Regions from separate parts of the Homo sapiens genome. Here region 2 is linked to region 1. Evidence: read pairs that join two places in POLR2A ChIA-PET (ENCODE). Cell type or tissue: OCI-LY7. All regions are shown on one strand. Links, peaks and the distances in the headings refer to the core of each region. The heading gives the core; the rest is flanking DNA.

What was found. ChIA-PET counts read pairs that join two places held together with the same protein. Peaks named below come from ENCODE experiments on the same cell type or tissue, not always from the same donor. Only the 100,000 strongest peaks of a DNase experiment are listed, where the experiment ranks them.
Region 2: POLR2A ChIA-PET joins it to region 1 with 6 read pairs; 4 of 35 experiments call an interaction of 5 or more read pairs at or near these places.

Annotation. Positions count from the first base shown.
Region 1 is chr14:22,429,687-22,435,063 of GRCh38, forward strand. All of the region lies in intron 2 of TRD-AS1 (TRD antisense RNA 1), which reads right to left. It also overlaps TRA and TRD. Among named protein-coding and RNA genes, the nearest start is that of TRD-AS1, 51 kb to the right of the region's middle. RefSeq lists an enhancer at 3,655-3,714. In OCI-LY7, for the core only: CTCF peaks have their summits at 4,548 and 4,748; DNase peaks (open chromatin) are centred at 3,025, 3,605 and 4,535; H3K4me3 peaks cover 3,737 bases; H3K27ac peaks cover 4,871 bases.
Region 2 is chr14:22,513,528-22,518,904 of GRCh38, forward strand. It overlaps TRA, TRAJ29, TRAJ28, TRAJ27, TRAJ26 and TRAJ25. Among named protein-coding and RNA genes, the nearest start is that of TRD-AS1, 33 kb to the left of the region's middle. RefSeq lists an enhancer at 4,280-4,389. In OCI-LY7, for the core only: no CTCF peak of the experiment used is centred there; DNase peaks (open chromatin) are centred at 2,124 and 3,994; H3K4me3 peaks cover 2,028 bases; H3K27ac peaks cover 3,753 bases.

The DNA of each region.
Region 1 (5,377 bases), core at 226-5,225:
CCCAGGGACAGTACAAAGGAGACACAGCCTGAGTGTGTGTTGTCAGAAGCTCTGTCACAGCGAAGGCCTCCTCGGGCATAAAGACCTCACTGTGTTTGCATAACACCTGTGTTATAATCGTGAGTGATCAATAAAGGATTAACTGCCTCAGTCATCTAAGGAAATGAAGAAGGGTTTTATGCACCAAGTTCATAAATAAGGACACAGAAAAAAACCACGAAGGCCAGTGTAGCTGCCTCTGTACGTTGAAATTAGAGAACTGGTACAATAACAATAACCCACCTCTGTAGTAAGAATCAATGTAAAATCTTTGAGTTCATAGCTAGTCCATTTCTCAGCATCAAAACCATCATTTTGCTTTCTGTATGGAGGACGTCCACCCCCACATATGCACACTCAGAGTGTCAGAGCAATGAGAAACCAATTACCATCAGGCTCCACCTCTTTGGTTGAAGACATAGAAACTGATGAATGAAGAAATTAAGTGACTTTTCCAACATCACACATATAGTGCAGACAGGTAAAGTGATATACTGTACTTCTGTCTCTTTCCTCCAATATCCTAGAAGTCAAGGGCTAAGAAAAGACAGAAAGGGTAAACCATGTGATCATGCCAAAGTGAAAGAAAAATGGCAGCGGAGTGTTCTCCACATTCCAGACAACTACCTCCTGCCACCTTCTAGGTGGCAATGCAGTCCAGGTAGGTAAAGCGATATACAAAAATAAATAGCCTTAATCATTCACAAAAATATTAATGTGTGTCAAATTTAAAAACAATGAATTGCAAATTGCCCCTAACTTTGGCAAGATCCTTTCACCTACCTTAAAATGGACAAGTTTACAAATTTGGGCTATAAACTGCATATAAGTTTTTGTTGGTTTTTTTTCTTCCTTGAGACGGAGTATCACTCTTGTTGCCCAGGCTGGAGTGCAATGGCACAATCTCAGCTCACTGCAACCTCTGCCTCCCAGGTTCAAGTGATTCTCCTGCCTCAGCCTCCCGAGTAGCTGGGATTACAGGCAGGCACAACCACGCTCAGCTATTTTTTGTATTTTTAGTAGAGACGAGGTTTCACCACGTTGGCCAGGCTGGTCTCGAACTCCTGACCTCAGGTGATCCACCTGCCTTGGCCTTCCAAAGTGCTACGATTACAGATGTGAGCCACCATGCCCGGACACATATGAGTTTTTATAAGTAAGTTCTTTTAGTAGTGAAAAAAGCATAGGCTCTGGAATCAGAGAAAAATAGAATCACAACCCCTCACTTCATAGTTCTGTGACCTTGAAAAATGTTGCTTTAACTTTTCTAACCCTCTATTCCCTCATCCACAAAATAAGGATAATAATTGCATAGAGTTATCATAATGATCAAATTAAATAATTGCAAGTAAGTACCTGAGTGACTACAAAGCAGAGGTGCTCAATAATACTAACTCCATTCCTTTCAGCACCCGATGGTCTGCAGTAGAGCGGTTTCACCCTCTACTCCAGACAGAAGGAGACAGAAAAGACAGAAAAGCTAGAATGGGAGAGAACATGGCCAATGACCACCAGCATTTTTCCAAACCAAGAAATCTAAAGTGCCTATCAGCACATTTTTTATAAAAATACCTCCTCAGGAATGTTCTTCCCACACAACCTCTCTAAATCCTTTCCCTGCACTAATGATAGTGAAGGTCCCAAAGGCAAGACCATCACTGGGAGGGTCTAGCTCCCCAACAAGAGATGATGCCCTCATTGCCCTTCATTTGCAGAGATGAAGGTGACACAGGTCAATGTCAGCTTCACCAATAGTAACAGGGAGAGTAATTTTTTTTTTTTGAGACCGGGTCTCGCTCTATTGCCCAGGTCGGAGTGCAGAGGCATGACCATGGCTCATTGCAGCCTCAACCTCCCGGGCTGAAGTGATCCTCTCGCCTCAGCCTCCTAAGTAGCTGGGACTACAGGTGTGCAGCACCATGCCTGGGTCATTTTTTAATTTTTTGTAGAGACAAGGTCTTCCTATATTACTCAGGCTGGTCTTAAATTCTTGAGCTCAAGTGATGCCCCTGCCTCGGCCCCCCAGAGTGCCAGGATTACAGGCATGAGACCTCACGCCCTGCATGAATGAATTTTTTACATCAAACCTTCTCCAACAAACTTGGTTCAGATGTCTGAGACAAGAGTTGCACAAAGGAGTCTCAGTCTTCAGAAAGTTCATCCTTACCCAGCTTTATGGATGCTCTAGGACACATTTAATTCTTGCATCCATTTAGGAACAGAGATCTTCTCCCATCCTTAAAAGGGAAACTATAATATTAATTACTGACCTGTGATGAGTCAGCTGTCCATCCTCATTTGGCCCATGCTGTCTACATGAAGTTAGTTTTCACTGTAGTGCTTGGCCAAGAAAAACCAAGTTTTTCTAAATGAATTCCAAGGATAAATAGCCTAATTCCTGTTCTTTGGCTTCTTCCACTAAAGAATTATAGGGACCTGATCTAGGGAAACTGGGGGGAAAAGCCAGGGAATGAGAGCCACTGTCTTGCCAGAAATGCATGTTCTGATGAGGAAAGATAGTTCAGGATATCTGCGCCAAATCACACATTGGAAAGAAGCTTTCTGAGATCTGAGGAAACTTCCACCTGCTAAAAAGAGCTAGCAGTCTGCTGGAAAGAAAAAAATTCATTCAGGTGTCAGAACTCTTACTCTTCACTTTGTGTGTGACTGTAGACAAGTCAGTTAACCTCTTTGCACCTCAGATTCTCATCTGTACAGTAAAGAGTTCACATTAGATTGTCTCTAAGTTTCCTTCAGCACTAACAAGCCGTGGGACATAGGAGAACAAATTTGAAAGATTCCTGAGATACAGGAGTATGGATTCCTGCAGCTGATTCCTTTATGTGACCCAGTAAGGATAAAATCGAAAAAAGGAACTAAACGAAATACACTCTTGATTAATCAAAGGGGATTGAAAGTCGTGGCTAACCTCACACCTACCTTGCATCACCTCCAGCTCACCTCCCTTGAGACACTCCTCCTCTTCTTTAATGCCTCATCATGATTCTCAAAAACTGTGATCACTCAAGGTTGAAGCTTTTAATCTCCCATGTATAAAAGGATATGCAAATAGAGTTCAGTTTCCTGTTGAGTCTCTGCCAAGGTCTTAGCCTGGCAGTTCTGGGAAAAGAGCCAAAGACCTCATATTTCTTGGCTGTTAACATTCTCCCATCTGTGCTCAAGTCAGCAGCCTAGGCTTCAGGCTGTGGTTTGTCTTTAGTCTTACACTTTCCCAAGTTTTCTGAAGGAACCCTTTAGAATGTTCCTGCAAGAAAGTAAGATACAAGTGGCTCCCAAGAAACCAGACAGAGGATTATCTGGTTATATTTGGAGGCAGTAAGAAAAAGACCAGGAAGTCTATATTCCTATAGTATATAGCCACAGAATCCAATCTTGCAAGCTACTTGAAATGCTGATATTAATTAAGTCTTAGGCAGGGCTTTCAATAAGTCATCTGTGTCTCCAATATGGGATGTCCCACATCATGCATATGCACAGTGAAAAAAAGCGAGGTCCTTGGGTACAGTACAGCATTCAAAAATTAAAGATCTGAAAAACACAAGACATCTCAGTGTGCTTCCGGGCTGGAGGCTCTGCTAAACAACAGAAGCAGAGACCGGACTAATTGTCCCCCATGTCTCTTTGACTGAACTCACACAAAATAGAATCTACCATTTTTACTCAGTGCGGGGTACCCAGACTCAAGTTTACTGCAATGTTGTTACCAATATTCTAATGGAAAATTATATATTCAGAGCTATGTTAAATTTGACCATTTATTAAACATGAAATTTCTACTTTTTCTGTAAGTGCCTTGTCTTACTTGTATTTCCCGGTATTTCCCTTCTAAAGCTAACTCCCCAAAGGGCTTTCCTGTATGTTCTCACTTCCATTACAAAGTCAATGTACAAGTTAATTTTTTTAATTTCTTTAGAAACCTTTATAAAGAGATTTCCTCCTTCATTTCTCTGTTATCCCAGGCAGCTGTCAGGAGCAAAGAGCTCAAGCCTGCACTGCCTTGGAACAGGACATCAGCAAAAGACACTCTCAATCTACTCAGAAGGCTGAGGTGGGAGGATTGCTTGAGCCAGGGGTTCAAGACCAGCCTGGACAACTAAGTGAGGCTCAGTCTCAAAAAAAAAAAAAAAAGATCTCAATATTATTGTTCCATACCCAGTCATTCACTTGGTGTTTTCTGCAGCATTTATTTATAAATATCTCAGTCTGTTCTTAATCCTTGAGCCTATATTTTTTAAAATCATACTTTGATATCTACTCAGAGTATTGATTCTCTTCAAATTTCCCACCTCTTAGTTCTCCTCCCACTCTCTCCCACCCTGAGCCTTACACCTCCAACAATGATCATTCTAAGACCATTTATATCTCAATAGGAAAGTGATGTAAAACGGGTCTCCTTACTCTGTTTTGGAGGGTTTTTTTGTTGTTGCTGTTGCTTGCTTCTCTGTCCCACCCCAAACTCATGTGTGTCTGAAATTTAGCACCACCTTGCGACGTTTGTGAGCATTTTTCTCAGAGCAGCATTTTGAGACTGAGCCTGAACTCCACTGATGTTATGACCCTTAAAAGTGTCTGGCTCCAAAAGACTAAGGAGTTCCTGCGTAAATCCAGGTCCAGCTACTTCATCACTGTGACTTGTTATTGGAAAAGGTTGAGCTATCAACATATTGCTCCTGTAAAGGCTCAGAACTGAATCTTAGATTCTTCAGGATATTTGAGTCCTCTGAGGCTCCTGGGTAAAGACTCCAATGTAGCAGTTCTGTGGACTATAAATGGGAGATATCCAGATCATACACCTTCAATGGAAGAAAAAGCACTGTCACCTTAGACGACTCCAACTCTGTAGTCTACTTTTGTCTTCCTAATATCATACCTCATTCTCCAGTGGGTTTATGGCAAGCCTCATCTACTCAGAAGTAACCAAGTACAAGCCAACACACTCTTGTGTTAGTGTGGAGGCCCAAAGTGGCATAAGTGAATGTGACTCCAGATGAAAACCTTCCCCTCTCCAACACAAAGATGCCAAAGACTATGTATAAAGCAAGTCTTAAATCACTCTATATTTCCATTTGAATATATTTCCCCAGTTCCTGTGCATTGCTTCTGCATACACAGAATTCAATGATAAAAATTGAGACTGTCTCCTAGATACAGTAATTAACTCAGCTATCAATGCCAATTGACTGTGTAGAGGGGAGACAATTTTGTACCAAGATTTACTAACCTCTATTTTAATGGAAAAACAATGGAAAAGCTTTCTTCCTACTATGACTCTCTCTGGATAAATTGCTTGCCAGGAAGCGTTAGGATAATTCTGCCA
Region 2 (5,377 bases), core at 144-5,143, 84 kb after region 1:
TCCAAATCTTTTTCTTTATTTAGGATAAGTGACCACTCCTTTTTATTTCTAGTACAGCAAAGAGTACATCATGATGTCAGAAACAGGGATTTCCTTTGGAATGTTTTTCACAGGCTAACAATAAGCTAGAAGTCTGCAAGCAATTCAGAAATGCATCCCTGAGCTACAACTCCATGTATGGAAGCTCATCAGCAGGGTAGACAGGCAAAGCAGAAACATTTTAATTATACCATACTTTGTAGAGATTGGGGGAGAAGTGGGCAAATGCGTGCTAAGGAAAAACAAAAACTATGGTTAAGTGGGGAGATTTCTAGATGGTTCTAACAGGGAAGAAGACCAACAAGAGGAAACTTCCAGGAAAACCACCAAGGCCAGGCATTCAGGGTTTTTGTTATGGAGGAAATCACTGTGGGAATTCAGGAAACACACCTCTTGTCTTTGGAAAGGGCACAAGACTTTCTGTGATTGCAAGTAAGTGTTTCTAGCCATCCTTGATTTTGATCAGCAATGGCTTCTTCCCTTGAATTATTTTTCAGTGTACCTAGAATGCTTTTGCCCCCAAGAAAGGTTTGGAAGGAGCTGGGTCATTAGCATTGCGCAGGAAAATTACAGGTTATTCTGTTATAATTCGAAAGCCAACTGGACAGTCATGAATGCACACAGATCTGGGCCCTGCATTGCACCCTGGCCTAGTTGCCTCCAGCTTGTTCTGACCGTAATCCTGGCCCAGTTTCCTCCTCTGATCCCAGGAGACAAAAGCCCTGGGCAGAGAACCAGACTACTTAGCCTGGGGGAAGCACAAAAAGGCTTGTCTGAGATCCATAAGCCTTTTTTTTTTTTCTTTTTCTTTTTTTTTTTTTTTTTTTTTTGAGACAGAGTCTCGCTCTGTCGCCCAGGCTGGAGTGCAGTGGTGCGATCTCGGCTCACTGCAAGCTCCGCCTCCCGGGTTCACACCATTCTCCTGCCTCAGCCTCCCTAGTAGCTGGGACTACAGGTGCTCACCACCACGTCCGGCTAATTTTTTGTATTTTTTTTTAGTAGAGACAGGGTTTCACCGCGTTGGCCAGGATGATCTCGATCTCCCGACCTCGTGATCCACCCGCCTCAGCCTCCCAAAGTGCTGGGATTACAGGCGTGAGCCACCGTGCCCAGCCCCAAAAGCCATTTTTAAATACATTGCAGGTTTCTATTTAATGTTGTTATTCATTTTGATTTGCCCAAGTAATACATTAAAATTTCTCATTGTAAACCATTCAAATTACAGATAAAGTCCAGGCACGGTGGCTCACACCTGTAATCCCAGCACTTTAGAAGGCTGAGGTGGGCAAATCACCTGAGGTCAGGAGTTTGAGACCAGTCTGGCCAACATGATGAAATCCCATCTCTACTAAAAATACGAAAAGTAGTCAATCGTGGTGGCAGGCACCTATAATCCCAGCTACTCAGGAGGCTGAGGCAGGATAATCACTTGAACCCGGGAGGTTGAGGTTGCCATGAGCCGAGATCGTGCCACTGCACTCCAGCCTGGGTGACAGAGTGAGACTCCATCTCAAAAAAAAAAAAAAAATTACAGATAAAACCAGCATTCACCTTGGCCACTTCCTTCAGTATCAGTTTCCTCCTCCCCAAAAGTGACCACTGAAACCAGCTTGGTGTGTTGTGATGAGTTTCTCTGTGGAATATGTTTATGTGAAATCCCATCTTCAACCAGGAAAGCTTGAGAGGGAAAGGGCTCAGACTGCAGTTTGCAGGATTTCAATTAGATATAAGGAACAGTTGATTAGATGTAAGAGCTGTTAGCAAAGGAAAACCTTATAAAAACTAGGAGCTCTTAATAACTAGACAGGTCTTTGGTCAGACAACACACTGACTGAGGACAGGAGGATGGATTCGATGACCTCTGAAAGTCCAGCCAGGACTCTGGAGGACTCTGAGGAATGGTCTGTTCCATAGCCTGCCTCTGTAATGCCCTTCTCTCTTGCCTATTGTCTGGTTGTTGTTACAGTCTGAGCTTTTGTCAGAGCTGCTCCTATGCTGTGAGTGGTCTGATTTTCTCAGCATCTCTGGGGTTTTTGCAAAGCAAGGAAACTCTGTGCATACTCTGGGGCTGGGAGTTACCAACTCACTTTCGGGAAGGGGACCAAACTCTCGGTCATACCAAGTAAGTTCTTCTTTCTGGCTAATTATTCTTCCCGAGAAGCCTGTCTTCCATCATGCAGAAGCTGTCAAAACACAGGTGGTGTTTTCTTTGCTTGGTTTGTGTTGGGTGGTTAGTAATATCAGTTGGAAAACAAGGTTATTAATGCACATATTCCCTGGGGCATTGTATTCGGACATTTAATATCCATGTAGTCTCTCCCTGTGAAAATATGTGAACCTCCACGAAAAGAAAGGTCCAAGGAAAGTAGCAGGGAAAAGGCAGGAATTGGATGAAAATAGCCAAAGAGCCTGCAGGAATATAAACAAGGCAGGATCCCAGGAGACAGAGCAGTAGCCACTTTGAGTGAATTTCCCAGGAGGTGCTCCTGCCAAGGCCCATACCTTCAAGGAAAATTAAGGCAAATAGAATTGGGCTGGGGAGTTGCTACTTATTAGTATTCCTCCCACGTTCTAACCTAATTATAAGGAGGTTGTTTTGGCCATGGGCAGTCATCTCAGGTTTTGTTTTCCTGCTTTCCTCCCTAACCTCCACCTGTCTTCCTAGAGGCCTGAGTCAAGGTTATTGCAATAGCACTAAAGACTGTGTAACACCAATGCAGGCAAATCAACCTTTGGGGATGGGACTACGCTCACTGTGAAGCCAAGTAAGTTGTGTTCTTCTTTGCCTAGGCCTTCAGGGGCAATCAATCAAACCATTAGTTTGAAAAAGACTTTAATCCTATGCATCTGGTTGGGCTCTTTATTAATGTTCTTTCCCCAGGCCAAAGAGAGTTGGTTCTCTTCCCTGCTTTAAAATGAGATATGAGTGCATGTATGCACACACGCATGCCCACATGCAGACTCTTGCTCTAGCTCATGGTAAGGGCTTCTCAGGAGCATATACAACATTTTGAAAGAAATAGAGAAACAAACAATAATGAGCCAATGGAGCTGTCAGGAAGGTTCTCCACCACCCCTGACCAGGCTTCCCAGCAGGATCTCTGGCCATATAGGATGTGCTTGCACTATATCGGATGGTCTAGGATGGGAAATATCTCTCTGTAATTAATTCCAAAATTTGGCAACCCTTATTGCCAGAAAGTACTTCTCATATCTAAGTTTGATCTCCCTGCTGCGATTTAAATATCTACTTGAAAAGAACCACTAGAACTCTGTACATCTGGATTGAGAATCAAGTAACTGCCATAGAATATGAGGCTGAGCACTAAGCCCACCTCTGCAGCACCTCTGACGTGTCATGGGTCCCCTCTGGACATTTTGAGCTCAAGTAATAATGGATTAAGCAGGATAGCACAAGCTTTGGAAACAGAAAAACCTGAATTCAAGTCCTTGCTCCACTACTTACCTAGCTGTGTGACCTTGAACAAGTTACTTAATCTCTCTGAGCCTCAGTTTCCCCATCCACAAAATGAAGATAAAAATATTCCTACCTCGTTGAGTCATCGTAAAGATGAAATAATACAGCTAAAGTAGTTAGCATAGTGCTCAGAACATAGAAAAAGCTCATTAAACCCTCGCTATTAATAATAATGATAAACATCATCTCTAACCCACAGCAGAGCCTTTGTTTGGCCCCTGGGGCTCTTCTGTCAAGGTTCTGTTGTGCATCAGCAGCAGAGCTGGAATTGGGGGGAGGGTGGAGAATGTCAGCCTGTTCTATGAAATTCTTCACCTGGGATTTGAAAGTGGAAATACAAAGAATCCTGACTAATTTAAATACAAAATCATCCAAGTGTCAGAGGCAGGGGAGAGGTTTCTGCAGAGAGCTGCATAGCTGGGATCCTCAAGGCTACACACACACGCTTGGAGCAGGGATGCGGTTCACAGGATGGCAGGGCAAAGGTTGCAGAACTGAAACCTTGTACTTCCCCATCACCAAAATGACCCCAGCATGATTTCCTTTAAGGTGTCCCGAGCCCCTTCCCAAAAGACAGGCTCCCCATGTGGAGGGGCAATGACAGAGGGAAGATGGAAACTTTATGGGAAGGGCGATCTATCCCAAGGTTGTCCTTCTCCTCTTCAGGGTAGTGAAGCTCATGAGAAATATGGCTCCTGAAAATAGCCACTAAATGAAACTCTCCAACCTGGAGGTAGAGGATCAGTAAAGTCTGCAGAGGCAAAATGAGGCAGTTTATTTCAAAGAAAAGAGGTTGAGGGCAAGGTGGGAGTTAAGTCACACATCTAAATCTGGGAAAGGAAGCATTAAACAGAAGACGGAGGGGCTCGGCTCTCCACCTCCACCAGGATTCAGACCACAGGACATGGCTAATACTGCAAGAAGGGAGTTAGGTTAGTGGTAAAACCTTTCTAATAGGTTTTTGAACAGTGAAAATGAGCTGTCAGGAGTAGTTGCCAGGGCACTTTCTCTAGAGAGTTTTTGAAAGGAGATAGACACCCTGCTATCAGAGGTGATTGGAGTGCAGCCCTGCCTCGAGGCAGGAGGAGAAATGAGAGAACCTCTTAAAGCCTCTTTCCAGCCCCCAGAGCCTGTCTCCATGAAAAAGGCCCAGGCTCATTAATGCAGAGCTGCATCCTCCAGGACACAGGGGGTTGCTGGGTTGTTAAGTTTGGAACCTTTGCCGGCTTAGTGGTTACCAAACTCCCTTTGTTCTCAAGACTTGACTTGATAAATGGGCTGGCTTTATCCCTTTAAAGCCAAAAACACAGGTTCTGAGTGCTGTGTTGTTTGTGGTGTTGAGATGCCCAGGCTGGAGGGAGGAAGCTCTAGGGGGTTTTTGCTGAGCCCAGAAACACTGTGGGGATAACTATGGTCAGAATTTTGTCTTTGGTCCCGGAACCAGATTGTCCGTGCTGCCCTGTAAGTACAGTTAAGTGGAGATAGAAAATGAGTCCAGTGCTTGATGTGGGGAGAAGCTGCAGGGTCTTGAGGCCAGGAGTCCACCGTGACCTCAGGAGTGGTGATGGAGAAGAAGGTTAAAAAAGGAATGAGAAACAGAACCATAAGGACAATACAGAGGAAGGGTTCATTTTCGGGAAGGAAAATCACAAGGCCGTGTGATTAACGCTGGAGGAAATGCACTCCTTTGGAGGGTCCCTTCTCAGGAGGGCTTTGTGTCGGGGAAAGCTGAGCTGTTAGGTTTTTGATGCTGAGATAATCACTATGCAGAAGGACAAGGCTTCTCCTTTATCTTTGGGAAGGGGACAAGGCTGCTTGTCAAGCCAAGTAAGTGACATATAATTTATATGTGCTGAATAT